Regions from separate parts of the Homo sapiens genome. Here region 2 is linked to region 1. A link is a loop called in an ENCODE intact Hi-C map of the cell type or tissue named here. Cell type or tissue: pancreas. All regions are shown on one strand. Each heading gives the region's core, and the rest is flanking DNA. Links, peaks and the distances in the headings are about the cores only. Region 1 overlaps LMTK2 (lemur tyrosine kinase 2). Region 2 has its middle 32 kb from the start of OCM2.

What was found. A loop is a pair of places that touch in the nucleus more often than their neighbours do. Peaks named below come from ENCODE experiments on the same cell type or tissue, not always from the same donor. Only the 100,000 strongest peaks of a DNase experiment are listed, where the experiment ranks them.
Region 2: a loop joins it to region 1, with 9 times the contacts of the local background. A loop is called at or near these places in 105 of 110 quality-filtered maps.

Annotation. Positions count from the first base shown.
Region 1 is chr7:98,165,956-98,173,912 of GRCh38, reverse strand. It overlaps LMTK2 (lemur tyrosine kinase 2), which reads right to left. Exons shown (of 14, transcript NM_014916.4): 7 at 2,239-2,372. Among named protein-coding and RNA genes, the nearest start is that of BHLHA15, 42 kb to the left of the region's middle. RefSeq lists enhancers at 7,339-7,854, 7,855-7,957. In pancreas, for the core only: a CTCF peak has its summit at 5,094 (motif pointing right); DNase peaks (open chromatin) are centred at 2,252 and 6,032; H3K27ac peaks cover 2,988 bases.
Region 2 is chr7:98,017,720-98,025,676 of GRCh38, reverse strand. No RefSeq gene overlaps it. Among named protein-coding and RNA genes, the nearest start is that of OCM2, 32 kb to the right of the region's middle. RefSeq lists an enhancer at 2,389-2,888. In pancreas, for the core only: a CTCF peak has its summit at 3,984 (motif pointing left); a DNase peak (open chromatin) is centred at 3,956.

The DNA.
Region 1 (7,957 bases), core at 2,021-7,020:
GGCTAATTTTTTGTATTTTTAGTAGAGACGGGGTTTCACCGTGTTAGCCAGGACAGTCTCGATCTCCTGACCTTGTGATCCGCCTGCCTCGGCCTCCCAAAGTGCGGGGATTACAGGCATGAGCCACCGTGCCCGGCCTCAAGGATTTTCTTTAACTTGAGTTTTAGAACTTGAATAAAACCCAAACTATGTGATTTACTCATCATCTTTACTTGCTCTAAAGTCCACAAACTTTGAAATTAAGTAAAACTTTAACTTGAAACTCACAGGAAAATACTATTTACTCTGATATCTTTGCCAATTTAAAAAATACAGATTCTAGTTGTCTTTGATAATTTTACATTGCTGATTCCAATATTATGCTCTTTTAAAATTAAACCCCCTTCTCCAAAATTTAAGAATTCCTATACCAGTATTAGTAATTATCTGCATTTTGTAAGATATATTAACAATATAAATTATGCTAGATAACAGCCTGTTATAAAAGACATCAAAAGCTAAATGTAGGCTTTCTCCATTACGAAATCTTTATAAAGCTTCATATAAGGGATTCTGCTTTGGGTCTTAAGAAACTGGTAACTTTTTGAGTCTTTAAAAAAAAAAAAACACTTTACCAGAATGATTTGTTTACTATCGTAAATCAAACAAGATATAAATGTGTAAGAAGAAGGTTAATAATTTTCCTCTGTCCCCCCTTGAAGGAATGTTGACAGTCTGATAGGCACGGTACTTTTCCACGCCTGTTTAAGACACACACACCTCTAGAAATACGACCAGGTGTTTTCATACTTAAGAAATGGAATCACACTAAGCATATTACTGTGAAATCTGCTTTTTACAAAAAAGAATACTTCAAGCCAGGCACAGTGGCTCACACCTGTAATCCTGGCACTTCGGGAGGCTGAGGCGGACGGATCATCTGAGGTCAGAAGTTTGAGACCAGCCTGGCCAACATGGTGAAACCCCATCTGTACTGAAAATACAAAAATTAGCCAGGCCTGGTGGCAAGTGCCTGTAGCCCCAGCTACTCGGAAGGCTGAGGCAGGAGAATCACTTGAACCCTGGCGGTGGAGGTTGTAGTGAGCCGAGATCACATCACTGCACTCCAGCCTGGGCGACAGAGACTCCGTCTCAAAAAAATAATACATAAATAAATAAAAAATAGAATACTTCATACACATCTCTTCAAGTCAAGACACACAGGTGTTCCTTTTTAGGTCAATGGATTACTAAGAGTTAAATGATTTACTTAAAGTTGACTAAAGAAATACTGCCTGGTTTCCCTGGAGACCTAAGAAATAATTTTAAACGTATTGTGTTGTTTTTAAACATAAAGCACAGCTCAAAAGCCTAGAGGAGAATAAGCAGAAATCTCCTTTTGGGTTCACAGAACAGACTCCTCATTTGAGACGGGACTCCAAGTCCTTTGGTGTTTTAATTACGAAAATCACCATCTATGATCTTAACAAAATATAACGTGTTCCAAAGAACTACGGTCATTCAAGGCGTGAACCCGGGAGGTGGAGCTTGCAGTGAGCCGAGAACGTGCCACTGCACTCCTGCCTGGGCGACAGAGCAAGACTCCGTCTCAAAAAAAAAAAAAAAAAAAAGAACTATGGTCATTCAAGTGGGGCCTGAAAAGCTGCAACAGAAATGTGCTACACAGATCGCTGTGCTGCTCACAAGCAGCCCCTGACTACCCACCCGGGAGCGGGGGGCCTCATCAGATCGGATCCCATGACACCTCTGCTTCCAAATGGGCACCTGAAGCCCACCCTTCAGCTGGCCAGAAACCAGTGCTATGACCTTGTGCAAACAGAGGCTGCTGGCCTAGAGATTCTCTCTTCCTCTCTCAGGAATGTGAACTGGGATGCACCATGAAACCGGGCGGGTGGCACCAGAAGCCTAAAGCTGGTGTGGCAAGGATGAAACACGCGAGGTGTCATACGGTGGATCGGGACTGTTTACTCCCAACTCTGAGGCAGGTACAACTATTCACATTCTTTGAAATGCTGGAAATAATAAATGTATTAAGACATCTTATTCCCTGGTACTGGTTTCAATGAAGCCCAACTCAACCCTTATCCGGACATGGGTAAGAACGAGATCGCTTCTACCTACATGAGCTGGGTTCATTCTGCCACCTCCTGTCCTCCTTAAGTTTCACAAACTCGGCAGCCTCTCTGGACTGTCCCGCCGGTGCTGTGTGGGGCGTGCACCGCTGACGCAGGTACCCACCTGTGCAGGAAGTGCAGCTTGTGCATGGCGGCCAGCCCCGCGGCGACCTCGCACGCCATCCTCTGCAGCAGCATGGTCTGTGAGTCCCCCCGCATGTGCTCCTGCTCGCTGCGCAGATACGCCTTCAGGTCACCCTGCAAAAGTCAGCCCGTGTGAGTTTCCAAACGAGCCACAGGAATAAAGTGAGCGCTTAAATACGTGCCTCGGTGAACACTAACTGTTAAGATTATTTATTAGAAACTTCTTTTGTTCATACTTAAAGAAGTTCCAACCCAATACTGCGAAAGTATAGAACACTATTATGCTTTTAGGAACATTCTAACTAGTTAACATCTTTGTCACATAAACACATGGAACACAAAACAGTTTAAAAAAAGATAGTTTTGCAATGATGCACATTTAAACTAAATGCTGTGTAGAATTAGAGAAACTCCCAGGTTACCTAGGAGATGACACGGAGAGTGTAAGAAATGGTGCCACTCACACTGCCTGTTCTATGGACTCCAGGCGGCCCCTGGGCAGTGAGCGCTTCATCACGAAGGCGCCGTGGTTACTGCCAAAGCTTGGAGGAGCAATGGAGCGGGAGAGAAGGAAAGAAAAATGGGTGGGAAAGGAGAAGTCCAGGTAGTGCAGCAACAACTGTTTCAGGTCTCCCCCAGCTTCCCCAGGACCCTGGGCTATCCTGAGACGGTGAAGAGAAAGAACATTTCAGCCACTCCAGAAAAACTCACCACGTTAACAAGCCTACTCTTCAAAGGGGAGCAACCTGAGCAGGAAAATAAACAAACTTACAGTCAGATGCCCAGCACATGGCCATGACACTGCAGGGCTCCCCAGGCCTCCTCCAAGACTTCCCTGTGTTACGCTGTCTTTATTTCATGATTTTCATTTAGGATACTATGTTTTTGGGAGTTTACCGTGTATCTGTTATGGGGAACACCTTCTGAGGGAATAAAATCTTCCATATTCTCCTTACCATATGATTAAATATTTATTGATATGATTTCATTCCAAATTAAAGTTTCCTCGAATCAGTTAATAAAATTTAGAAAGCAAGCCAATAGCTTTCAGTGTTCTTTAAATCTGAGTCAAGAAAAGACGGCTGGAGGCGGGGAGCGGGAAAAAAAAGAAAAAAAAAAAAGACTCCTGAGGAAGGGCATTTTCCTTGACCAACTAAAGAGTACATGTCTTGTAACTGTTACTGAAGATAGCCAATTTATCAAATACCTCCCAGAATAAAACCTTAAAACACAGTATTCCTTTACAAACATTTACCCACATTTAATACTGAGTACATTCTGAGGTAACTTCTAGGTCCACTCCAAGAATCTAAATTTGTTTCCATTCCCAGTTTCCAAGATCTTTACATGAGTGATAATGTTGATATTAATAGTTGCCACCATTTGTGCTTTGAGCCCTGAGCCAAGCGTTATGTTAGGAGTTTTTGCACTTGTTACTGCAAATACAATATGAGATGTTTACCAGATATGGAACTGAGGCTTAGGGAGGGTAAGAAATTTGCCCAAGGCCACAGAGCTAATAAATGGTAGGGCTGTGCTTCTACTTTTCGGCTTACCAACTAGTCAAGAAAGGTCTATTTAGCAAGTGAATTAAATCAGTATGCAGACAACATCAATGTATTTTATAAGAATGAACATAAAATAACTGAAGGTCAATCCTATCAATCTGCTGGGGTCTCCCAAGCGTCATGTGACTGCTCTGCCAGGGGAGCAGTGGTCTTCCCTCGGTGCCGTGCACCTGGCATTGCTGTCCTTCATACATTTCCTTCCAAACGTGGTGCCTTCTCCTTTGTTTCCAACGAAATTAGAAGCCACTCCAGAGGAGAAAGAGAAAACTTTTTTTTTTTTCTTGTAAAAACATATGCCCCTCCATTCAGATTAGGCTCTGTGGAGCTTGGGAGTTGTAAGGATAACAAATGATTCAGAAGACAATTAAATTCACCCAGAAAAATTCCAGCAAAAAACTCCAGGACTACAGGCAGCTGGGAGTTTCATAAGGTAGCCCATAGAGAAAGTAAACATGAAAAAAGCTTAAGTCTATCTACATTACCAATGAAATGGTAATGAAATTCTTCTGCCTAACCCCTCCGCCACCAATACCCATCTAAGGAAAAACTTACTCTCACACGAAAACATGGTTTTGCTGGGCTGAATCTGGCCAATCCTAAAACCAACAGCAGCTGCTGGCAGGCAGTGAACTGCCACCCCAGCCATGAAGGCAGAGGAAGCGCAGAGCGGGCGTGGCTGCTTCTCAAGGGTATCTAAAGTATATTCACCACACTCACTGTTCTTAAAATGTCTTCTCTCCATAATAGCCCACTTCCCAAATTTCACTCAAAGACAGAATATAATCAACAGAAAGGGATTTTACTTAAGAATAGATAAAATCAGTACATTCCAGGCAAAAATATCTTTAACCCAGGAATAGGGAAGAACATCAAAGATTACTGGAGGCCCCTGGTCATGGTTCTCATGGTTGAGACTTGTCATGGATTGTGTAGGATCCAGGGTTAGTTCTATGTTTCAGAAAGGTCCATAGAGCTCTCCTGGTACCACAGTTTAAAAGAAAAAATCAACATAAAATCTTTAATTAGAGTAAAAATGTTTATGTTAAGCAAGTACTAAAATTTGATTCATTCTATCCAAAACAGACATATTATCTGATTTATTTGTACTTTAATGGTGCTTAGTGAATAGACATGATTATTTTGGTCCATTATTTAAAGAAAAAAGCTCACCAAGAATAGCAATGTATTCTGAATTAAAATAAACATTCCTTTATCCAAGTTTTAAAAATTTCTCAGCTTCCCAAAACCCCCCAAAAAACTCCCGAAGGAAAACTTAGGACACTAGATGGCAGCAGAGCGCTACACCAAGCTCTCCATCAGCAGAGCAAGTGACCTGCAACGCCCTGGTAGAATGAGTCATTCAAACACCTGTAAATAGGTTCCTCGCAAGCCCGCTCCTCAATGCTGACATGAATGGCCAGGGAGGGCTTTATATAGCTTTTCTGCAGGACACTAGGAGCAATTAATTAATTTCAGTACTGTGTAAAAAGTCAACAAGTAAATAGCTTTAGAACTGAAAAATTAAAGTCATTTATATGTTTAATAGGATGATTCTGGGGAAAAACATAATCTTCAATAATTTTATTGAAAGGATGAAAGAATGATATAGACAGCGCAACACCCCCGCTTCTGCTAATGAAATAGAAGACATGCAGACTGGGGCAGCTGACGCCGCCACGCCTCCGCGAAGCCCGGGGCCTCGCTTCCCTCCCAGCAGCTCTCTGCCTGTGTCTATTTTTTCTCAGCACCACTGGTCCCCCCGCCCACTGGCATCCATAACCTTATACATCATCTCCTCTTTGGTTGCCATGGATTCTTCGTCTTGTGCCTTTCTAAGCTCAGTCCTCTCGAGAGTCCATCTCTTCTCTCTGCTCTGGCCCCAAACACCTCCCAGGTAAACCCAGCCCTCCCCTCCCCAGCCCTCCACTTCTTTCTCCTTTCCGTAGTTAAACTCCTCAGAAGCCTGGTCGGTCCTGGCTCCTTGTTCAGGAACCCCTTGCCACCATCAGAAGCACTTGCATCCACCATTCAGTGGCAGCTGCTCTCGCCAGGCCTATCAAGGAGTGACCTGCCCACTTCTCCCCAAGCACAGCTGGTCGGGTCTCATCTCACCAGCATTAATGGAGACCGGCCCGTTCTTTCCTTGCTTAAACATGTTCTTCACCAGCCTTCGGGCACCGCAACCTCCTGCGTTTCTTCTTATCCCACTGGCCGCTCCTTCCTCGGCCCCCCCACTGGCTCTCCCTCCTCTCGTTGATCCGTAAGGACCCTGGAGCTCCGTCCTGGTCCTCAGTCCTGGGGGCGCTCCCCGACCAGGGGTTTCAGCCACCCCATGGCTTGAAAGCCCATGCCTCACGTACAGCTCTCTGGCCCAGCCCCTCATCTCCTGACTCAACTTCCCTCCCTGTATGCCTAAGAGCCCTCTGGCACAAACCTCTGCCAGTCTCAGTAAGTGGCATCGCCGTTTTCCAAGTGCGTCAGACCAAAAGTGAAGATGTCATTTGTGAGTTCTGCCTCTAGGCAGCCACATCCAACCCGTCACCAAGTTCTGGGTCTGTTTTCAAACTACCTCCCATGCCTCCGCTGCTGTGGTATTGGTCCCAGCACCACCCCACCTTGAGGACACACCTGCGCCAGTCTCCCTGCGGCCTCCCTGCATCCATTCGCCTGAGCAGCCAAAGCCAGTCCCTGAAAACATAAATCCAACCGTGATAGCCTGGGTTCCTCCCTGCTGTTTTATTTCCTTGTCTGTCTCTACCACTAGAAAGCAAGCTAGACATGGCTAGGACTCCGTCTAGTTCCCTATTGTGTCTCTAAAACCTAGAACAGTGCTGGGCACACAGCATGTGTTTAATATTTGCTTAATGAATGGGAGAAAAAAGAAAAAACACTTAGGCAGACATTCTAAATGATGCCCTACAGGTTAAAGTTGGGACAACTGTTTTCCCAAAGCCGCCCCACCCTATCATTTCCATTTAATAATCTAATAAGAATGAACTTAGGAGTAAATCTGAAATTTCACATTTTTACTGGGCTTTTAAATTTATTACTTCATTACTCTGGACATTAAAGCTAGCCAAAGACACTTAATTTGGGAAAATAATATTCTTTAAGTAAAATCTGATTCTCTTTGAAAGTTTATCTTTGTATAGTAAATGTTACTTTGAGAACAGAGAGTCTAAATTATTCCAAAATTCTGTTAAAATACAGTCGTGTGTCACTTAACACTGGGGATGCCTTCTGAGAAATGTGTTGTTAGGCAATTTCACCATCGTGCAAACATCACAGAGTATACTTACATGAACCTAGATGGTCAGCCTACTGCACCCTGAGGCTACAGAGGGTGGTTTCTTGCTACAGCCTAGGCTTCAAACCTATAGAGCATGTTACTGCACTGAAAACAGTGTAAGCCACTGTAACACGATGGCAAGTATTTCTGTATGCAGCCTTGACCTCCTGGGCTCAAGAGACCCTTAGACCACACTAAATCTATATAAAAATTTTGTCTTTCTCAATAATATACCTTAGCTTACTGTAACTTTTTTACTTTTTAATTTTTTAAAACTTTTGAGTCTTTTTGTAATAACACTTAGGTTAAAACAAAAACACATTGCACAGTTGTACAAAAATATTTTTCTTTATATCCTTATTCTGTAAATTTTTCTATTAAAAGTGTTTTTCTTTTTAAACTTTTACAGACAACAGTGAGGCCCCCATCAGCCTGCCCAAGCACCATCGGAGGGCGCCAGAGAACCTCTGCTGAAATCACAGCTGCCACTCCGTGTGGCTCCAGCGCTCCAGCTACAGGTGCACACCTTGGTTATAAGCAGCGATGACCTGTCACTGCAGCAACAGGGGAGAAAGAAGACAGCACCTAGGAGCAGTGTGGCCACACACATGGGGAAGCAGTGCTGATGGAGGAAATGCAGGGGAGGGAGAGCAGGCACCAGGGAAGACCGGAAGGGCCTGGCCAGAGGCAGCCGAGGCAGACTCAGCAAGGGCCAAGGCCGTAGTGCCCGGGCTGCAGCCAGGCGTGGGGAGGGCCAAGGCCATTGGCAGGGCCCCAGCACAGGGCCGGGCACTGGAACAGGGCAGACGCAGGGACTGGGAACGTACCCCCGACCCAATCAC
Region 2 (7,957 bases), core at 1,924-6,923, 150 kb after region 1:
GTACAGTGGTGCAATCTCAGCTCACTGCAACCTCTGCCTCCCAGGTTCAAGCGATTCTCCCACCTCAGCCTCCCAAGCAGCTGGGACTGCAGACACGTACCACAACACCTGGCTGATTTTTTTTTTTTTTTTGAGACAGAGTCTTGCTGTGTTGCCCAGGCTGGAGTGCAGTGGCAAGATCTCGGCTCACTGGAAGCTCTGCCTCCTGGGTTCACGCCATTCTCCTGCCTCAGCCTCCCGAGTAGCTGGGACTACAGGCGCCCGCCTCCACGCCCAGCTTTTTGTATTTTTAGTAGAAACGGGGTTTCACCGTGTTAGCCAGGATGGTCTCGATCTCCGGACCTCGTGATCTGCCCACCTTGGCCTCCCAAAGTGCTGGGATTACAGGCATGAGCCACAATGCCCAGTGAAGTGAAACACTTTGTATGCTCTCCCTGCTCCAGAGACAGAGGCCACTTCCCAAAAAGACATGAGGCCACGGACACGCAGTGAGCTGGCAATCTGTGCTTAGTTTTATTTCCTGGAATTGGCAAGGGGAGTCACTGCTCTCAATTGGACATCGAACTTCCAAATGGTGAAAAATGAGGGTTGTGTGTATATCATGGGTATCTCTGTGTGTATGTGCGTGTGTGTGTGTTTGTGTGTGTGTGACAGAGAGAGACTCTGAGAGAGAGAGAGATAGAGATCGAGTTTGGCGGTTGGGCACAGTGGCTCACACCTGTAATCCCAGCACTTTGTGAGGCCGAGGCGTGTGGATCACTTGAGTTCAGAAATTTGAGATCAGCCTGGCCAGCATGGTGAAACCCCATCTATACTAAAAATACAAAGATTAGCCGGGCATAGTGATGCACGCCTGTAATCCCAGCTACTCGGGAGGCTGAGCAGGAGAATCGCTTGAACCCAGGAGGCAGAGGTTGCAGTGAGCCGAGATCATGCCACTGCACTCCAGCCTGGGCAACAGAGCAAGACTCCGTCTCAAAAAATAAATAAATAAAATAAAATAAAATAAAATAAAATAAAGAGTCTGGGGAGCTACAGAGAGGGGATAGCAGAGTTATTTCGCCCTGGGCTGTAGTCATCCTTGTTGAAATCTGACTTCGTTCATTCCATGGAATTTGGGGAGGGGGGTGTATATGGAATAAATGTGTCTGGGATAGCTGCATTCAGCATTGCATACACCCAGCTAGGGAGATGGATCACCTTCTCAGGACAGCTTGATCCAGCTGCCTGCTTGGGGTCGGAAGCAAAGACAAACCGGGACCTCCACAAGAAGTCCCATCCCCTGGATACAAACAGGGGGAGGGTGGTGGCAGCACCTGGCTTCTTACTGCATGCAGGTATCAGTTGGCCACGGGAAGCCCCATTTCAACACCTTCAGAGGCCATCTGTCAAGTGCAACTATTCTAGATCCTACAGCTGTGATCACATGCACTGAGTGGGTGTGAAGAGCTGGGCGTCCAGGACTTTCCAGCCCAACCCCGCAGGGTCTTTCTTCTTGGCCCCAGTCTCTGGCTTCTGTTGACGTAGCTGCGAGGACAAGCTCTCTTTCCCCACATTCAGGACTGTCACGCCATCCACATGCAGTGTGAGGTCGGCCTTTCCTGGGGTGGTTGAAGAATCAGTGTGCAATTTGCAGTTGACCTTTATTATTATATTATATTATATTATATATATTATATTATATTATATTATATTAATTTAAATAGAGACTATGTTGCTCAGGCTGGAGTGCAGTAGCTATTCACAGGTGTAATCCCACTGCTGATCAGCACGGGAGTTTTGACCTGCTCTGTTTCTGACCTGGACCGGTTCACCTCTCCTTAGGCAACCTGGTGGTCCCCTGCTTCTGGGAGGTCACCAATGAATGCCAAACTCCTGGGATTGAGCGATCTCCTCACCTCAACCTTCCAAGTAGCTGGGACTACAGGCATGAGCCACCACACCCAGCGCAGTTGACATTTCTTATGTGCACCCAGAAATGTCATCCTGGTGACCAAGGAGAGTATATGATGCCCCCTGCTTATAAGAGCCCAGTGCCCACACTATAATGGGGTTACCAAGTGTCTATCAATGCTCAGACAAAAAGTCTTCCATGAGAAGGAGTGAAGCTCAGCCAGGCACAGTGGCTCACGTCTATAATCCCAGCACTTTGGGAAGCAGAGGAGGGAGGATTACTTGAGGCCAGGAGTTCGAGACTAGCCTGGACAACACAGTGAGACCCAACCCCCGCCACACACACACCCAAAAATTAAAAAATTAGCCTAGCACGTTTGCAAGTGCCTGTGGTCCCAGCTACTCAGGAGGCTGAGTCGGGAGGACTGCTTGAGCCCAGGAGGTCAAGGCTGCAGTGAGCTATGATAACATCACTGCACTGCAGCCTGGGCAACAGAGCAAGACCCTGCCCCTAAAAAAAAATTAAAACATTAATAATAAAAATAAAATAAAGATCACCCAGGCAGCTTAAAACTCAGGTTATCCCTGTGATCAGTGCTGCAAGGTATTGACCATTAGCATTGACCAGTGTCTTCAAGAAGCTTCCATCAGAGGCTGCAAAATGGTACCCACAGGCCAAGCCCGGCTGTAGATTGCCTTGACTGGCCCATGAAGAGTTTGAAAATAATTGTAACTAACTGCCAATATTCAAACATTTGGAGATTTCCTGTGGAAAAAAAATTCTGCATTTTCCAATTCTCTGGCCACGCGGAGCCCGCATTCGGGCCTAGTAAGTGCCCAGGAGCTGGGCTACAAATGCAGCTACCCCCTTTAGAGTTGGCCTTGGTGTCCACAGGCCTCTCTCCCAGGGGCGGGTCTGCTCAGGCCTGTGGACACCTCTCCAGCCCTGCTGGAAAAGTGCAATTCCTGGAGTGTGTTCTGACCAGGAAGGACTCCTCAGAGCTCCTGAGGAAGGCATGGGCCCCTGGCCTGAGGCTCACTGCAGCTGTCCCAACCCTGTCACCAGCTCTGGGCTGTGGTTTGGTTTGGTTTGGTTTGATTTTAGAGACACAGTTTCACTATGTGATCCAGGCTGGAGTGCAGTGGTGCAATCATAGCTCACTGCAGCCTTGAACTCCTGGCCTCAAGTGATCCTCCCACCTCAGCCTCCTGAGTAGCAGGGACTATAGGTGCCCACCACCACATCTGGTTCATTTCTAAATTTTTTTGTAGAGATGTTGCCCAGGCTAGTCTTGAACTCCTGACCTCGAGCAATCCTCCTGCCTCAGCCTCCCAAAGTGCTGCAATTATAGGCTTGCATCACCCCACCTGGCTGATTTTTATTTGCCTATTTATTTATTTATTTATTTTTGAGACAAGGGTCTTATTCTGTCACCCAGGCTGGAGTGCAGTGGCACAGTCATAGCTCACTGCAGCCTCAAACTCCTGGCCTCAAACGACCCTCCCACCTCAGTCTCCTGAGTAGCTGTTCATGCTCAACACCTGGCTCATTTTTAAGTTATTTGTAGAGATGGGATCTTGCCATTTTTCCCAGAGTGGTCTTGAACTCCTCCTGGCCTCCAACGATCCTCCTGCCTTGGCCTCCTAAAGTGTTGGGATTACAGGGGTGAGCTGTTGCACCAGACCCCAGTGTTTGTCTCTGAGGGACTTCCCCACACATGACCTCACCTGACCTTCAGAGAAACCATCCAGAGGGAAAAGGGACAAGGTCATTACCTGCGCAGGGAGAGCCCTTGGGCCGGGTAAATGGCGCAAGGTATGGGCTGAAGCTTCCCTTGGGGAGGGAAGGGACATAGGTCATGGGACAAGGTGATGTGGCCTGGACACGGTGGGGCACTTTCTCATCCTGGGTGAAAGTAAGGACGTAGGAAGGATGGGAGCATGGAGTAATAGCAGAGTGGGTGACATGAGAAAGTGGAGGCCCGGCCTGAAAACGGAGGGGGACAATGGTGGGAGGTGATGGGCGGTGGAGATGCCAGCCCGGCCCAGCCGAGACTCAGAGCTGTGGCAGCGGCGCCCCCTGGTGGCCGTGATGGTGCCTGCTTCCCCTTCCCTGGAGATTTGATGGCAACATCACGGGAGAAATGATTCAAAGCTGAGCAGGTGCCAGGCACCGTTCAATGTACACGATACATGGGTGTTTCTCTTTTAAATTTTTTATTTAAAAGATTATTTTAAAAAATTTTAACGGGCAATTTTCCTTGGGTCTTGAAGTCATCATTTCTTTTTCTTTTTTTTTTCTGAGAGTCTCATTCTTTTGCCCAGGATAGAAAGCAGGGGCACAATCACAGCTCACTGCAGCCTCGACCTCCCACCTCCCAGGCTCAAGCAATCCTCCCACCTCAGCCTCCCGAGTAGATTGGACTACAGGTGCACACCACCACGCCCACCCAATTTATATATATTTTTTGTAGTGAGGAGATCTCACTGTGTTGCCCTGGCTGGTCTTGAACTCCTGTGCTCAAGTGATCCTCCCACCTCGGCCTCCCAAAGTGCTGGGATTACAGATGTGAGCCACCACGCCCAGCCTGCGTGGGTGTTTCTACAAAATCTTAAGTATCTCTCACAGCAACCCTGTGATTGCCACTATTATCACTATCCCTTTTCACAGCTGAGGAGACCCAGGTTCTGAGAACTGAGGACCGTGATATATCCTATGCAGTGCTATACTGGGATTTGAGAAACCCAGGCCCACCCAACCCACTTCAAAAACAAAGGTAGGCCAGGCGCAGTGGCTCACGCCTGTAATCCCAGCACTTGGGGAGGCCGAACCAGGTGGATCACTTGAGGTGAGGAGTTCGAGACCAGCCTGGCCAATATGGTGAAACCCTGTCTCTACTAAAAATAGAAAAATGAGCCAAGCATGGTGGTGGGCGCCTGTAGCCCCAGCTACTCGGGAGGCTGAGGCATAAGAATTGTTTGAACCTGGGAGACGGAGGTTGCAGTGAGCTGAGATCGCGCCATTGCATTCCAGCCTGGGTGACAGAGCAAGACTCTGTCTCAAAAAAAAAAAAAAATGTAGATCCAGCAATTCCACTTCTGGGTAGATGCTCCAAAGAATTGAAAGCAGGGACTCCAGCTGATATTTGTGGGATTTTTTAACCTCTTTTTTTTTTTTTTTTGAGATGGGGTCTGACTCTGTCCCCCAGGCTGGAGTGCAGTGGCAAGATCATAGGTCACTGCGGCCTCAACCTCCAGGCTAAAGCAATCCTCTTGCCTCAGCCGCTCAAGTAGCTGGGACTACAGGCATTCCCCACCATGCCCAGCTAACTTTTTTATTTTTTGTAGAGATGGGGTCTTGCTATGTTGGCCAGGCTGGTCTCAAACTCCTGGCTTCCAGCAATCCTCCCACCTCAGCCTCCCAAAGTGCTGGGATGACAGGCCTGAGCCACTGCACCCGTCCTCAACAGATATTTGTACACCCATGTTCATTGCAGCATTATTCACAATAGCCAAGAGGTAGAAGCAACCCAGGAGTCCACCTACCAATGAATGAACAAAATGTGTCTGTCCATACAATGAAATATTATGTAGCCCTGAAAAGGAAATAAATGCTGACACCTGCTACTGCATGGAGGAACCTTGAGGACATTATGCTCAGTGAAATCAGACAGTCACAGCTGGGCGCTGTGGCTCACACCTGTAATCCCAGCACTTTGGGAGGCTGAGGTAGGAGGATCACTTGAGCCCAAGAGTTCAAGACCAGCCTGAGCAATAAAGTGAGACCTCATCTCTACAAAAAAATTTTAAAAGCCAAGTGTGGTGGTGTATTCCTGTAGTCCCAGCTTCTAGAGAGGCAGAGGTGGGAGGACTGCTTGAGCCAGGGAGGCAGAGGTTGCAGTGAGCAGAGATCATGCCACTGCACTCCAGCCTGTGGGACAAAGCCAAACCCTGTCTCAAAAAAAAAAAAAAAAAGAAGAAGAAGAAGAAAGAAGGGAAGGAAGGGAGGGAGCGGAGGAGAGGAAATAAGTCAGTCACAAAGAGGCAAATATGGCCGGGTACAGTGGCTCACACCTGTAATCCCAGCACTTTGGGAGGCGGAGGAAAGTGGATCACTTGAGGTCAGAAGTTTGAGACCAGCCTGGCCAACATGGTGAAATCCTGTCTCTAATAAAATACAAAAAATTAGCTTGGCATGGCGGCGCACGCCTGTAATCTCAGCTACTTGGGAGGCTGAAGCACAAGAATCACTTGAACCCAGGAGGCAGAGGTTGCAGTGACCCAAGATTGTGCCACTGCACTCCAGCCTGGATGACAGAGTGAGACTCGTCTCAAAAAAAAACAACAAAAAGGCCGGGCGAGGTGGCTCATGCACTTTGGGAGGCTGAGGTGGGTGGATCACCTGAGGTCAGGAGTTCAAGACCAGCCTGGCTAACATGGCAAAACCCCGTTTCTACTAAAAATACAAAAAAATTAGCCGGGCGTGGTGGTGCGCGCCTGTAATCCCAGCTACTCAGGAGGCTGAGGCAGGAGAATCGCTTGAACCTAGGAGGCAGAGGTTGCAGTGAGCCGAGATTGCACCACTGCACTCTAGCTTGGGCAACAAGAGCAAAACTCCAAAAAAAAAAAAATGGCAAATACAGCATGATTCCACTTATATAATGTACCTAGAATAGTCAAACTGATAGAGACAGAAAAAAAGTAAAATGTTGGTTATCAGAGCCTGGGGATAAGGGGGATGGAGAGTGAGGGTTAATGGGGACAGTTTCAGTTTGGGAAGATGGAAAAGTTCTGGAGATGGATGGTGGTGACAGTTGCATAATATTTTGTTTATTTCTCTCTCTGTCTCTCTTTTTTTTGAGACAGAGTCTCGCTCTGTTGCCCAAACTGGAGTATGGTGGCGCAACCTCGGCTCACCACAACCTCCGCCTCCCAGGTTCAAGCAATTCTCCTGCCTCTGCCCCCTGAGTAGCTGGGATTATAGGTGCACACCACCACACCCAGCTAATTTTTGTATTTTTAGTAGAAACGGGGTTTTGTCACGTTGGCCAGGCTAGTCTTGAATTCCTGACCTCCTGCCTGCCTCAGCCTCCTAAAGTGCTGGTGTTACAGGCGTGAGCCACCATGCCCAGCCCGGTTGCACAATATTTTTGATGTAATAAATGCCACTGAATTGTACCCTCAAAAATAGCTAAAATGGCAAATTTTATGTTATGCATATTTTACCATAATTAAAAAAAAAAAAAAGCAAGTGTAGGATCCACTCCCAGCCGGGGCTCTGGCCCTGCCCTGGCCCCACAATGGAGGAAGGTGCTTCTCTCCCATTAAGGTGGACACGCATTGACCAGGATTTTGAGCATGTGGTTTTTCCCTTCCCTAGCCCGGGCCTCGACCTTCTATGACAATCCGCTTTCCTCTTTCATGTGATTTTACTTTCCCAGACTGGAACATTCGCTTTCTGTTCACTTTACTAAACGACTCTTAGACATCCAACCCCTCTCTGTCCTCTCTCTTCCCTGAAGCTTCCTTGGCACACGACACACCTAGGCAAGCCTGGGTGGGTAGAGGAGTGGTTCACCCCATCCCTGGAACAGGCTCAGGGGCTTTCGGGCATAAAGGCCTCCTCCCTGGCTTGATGGTCAACCTGTGCCCAGTGTCACATCCATCAAATGACTTTGTATTTCCCAGCTTCTCTTCCACCCCCACTCTCTTGGGAGAGGTCAGGCCCTTCCAGCCCAGAGTAGGGGTCAGTGTGGACCTGGGATTTGATGTATACTCTAAACTTGGAGAAAAAAAATGGTTAAAAAGTCCCCCAAGGGCAGCAGGAAATCAGGCTCTGTCCCCAGATGCATTTGTGACGAAAGGGATTAGACTCTTTGCAGCTCCTGTTAAAACCAGCCACCGCGTCCATAGGTTGATCCAAGAATTCTCTGCAAAGTCTGTAAAATTCCATCCTTGGTCTTGCTTGCTTTAATGACAGTCTTTCACATTTTTGTCCTAACGTGTTCCTTCTCAGCCTGATTTTTTAACAAACTGGCAACTTTGAAATGTAAAACAGTGAAAT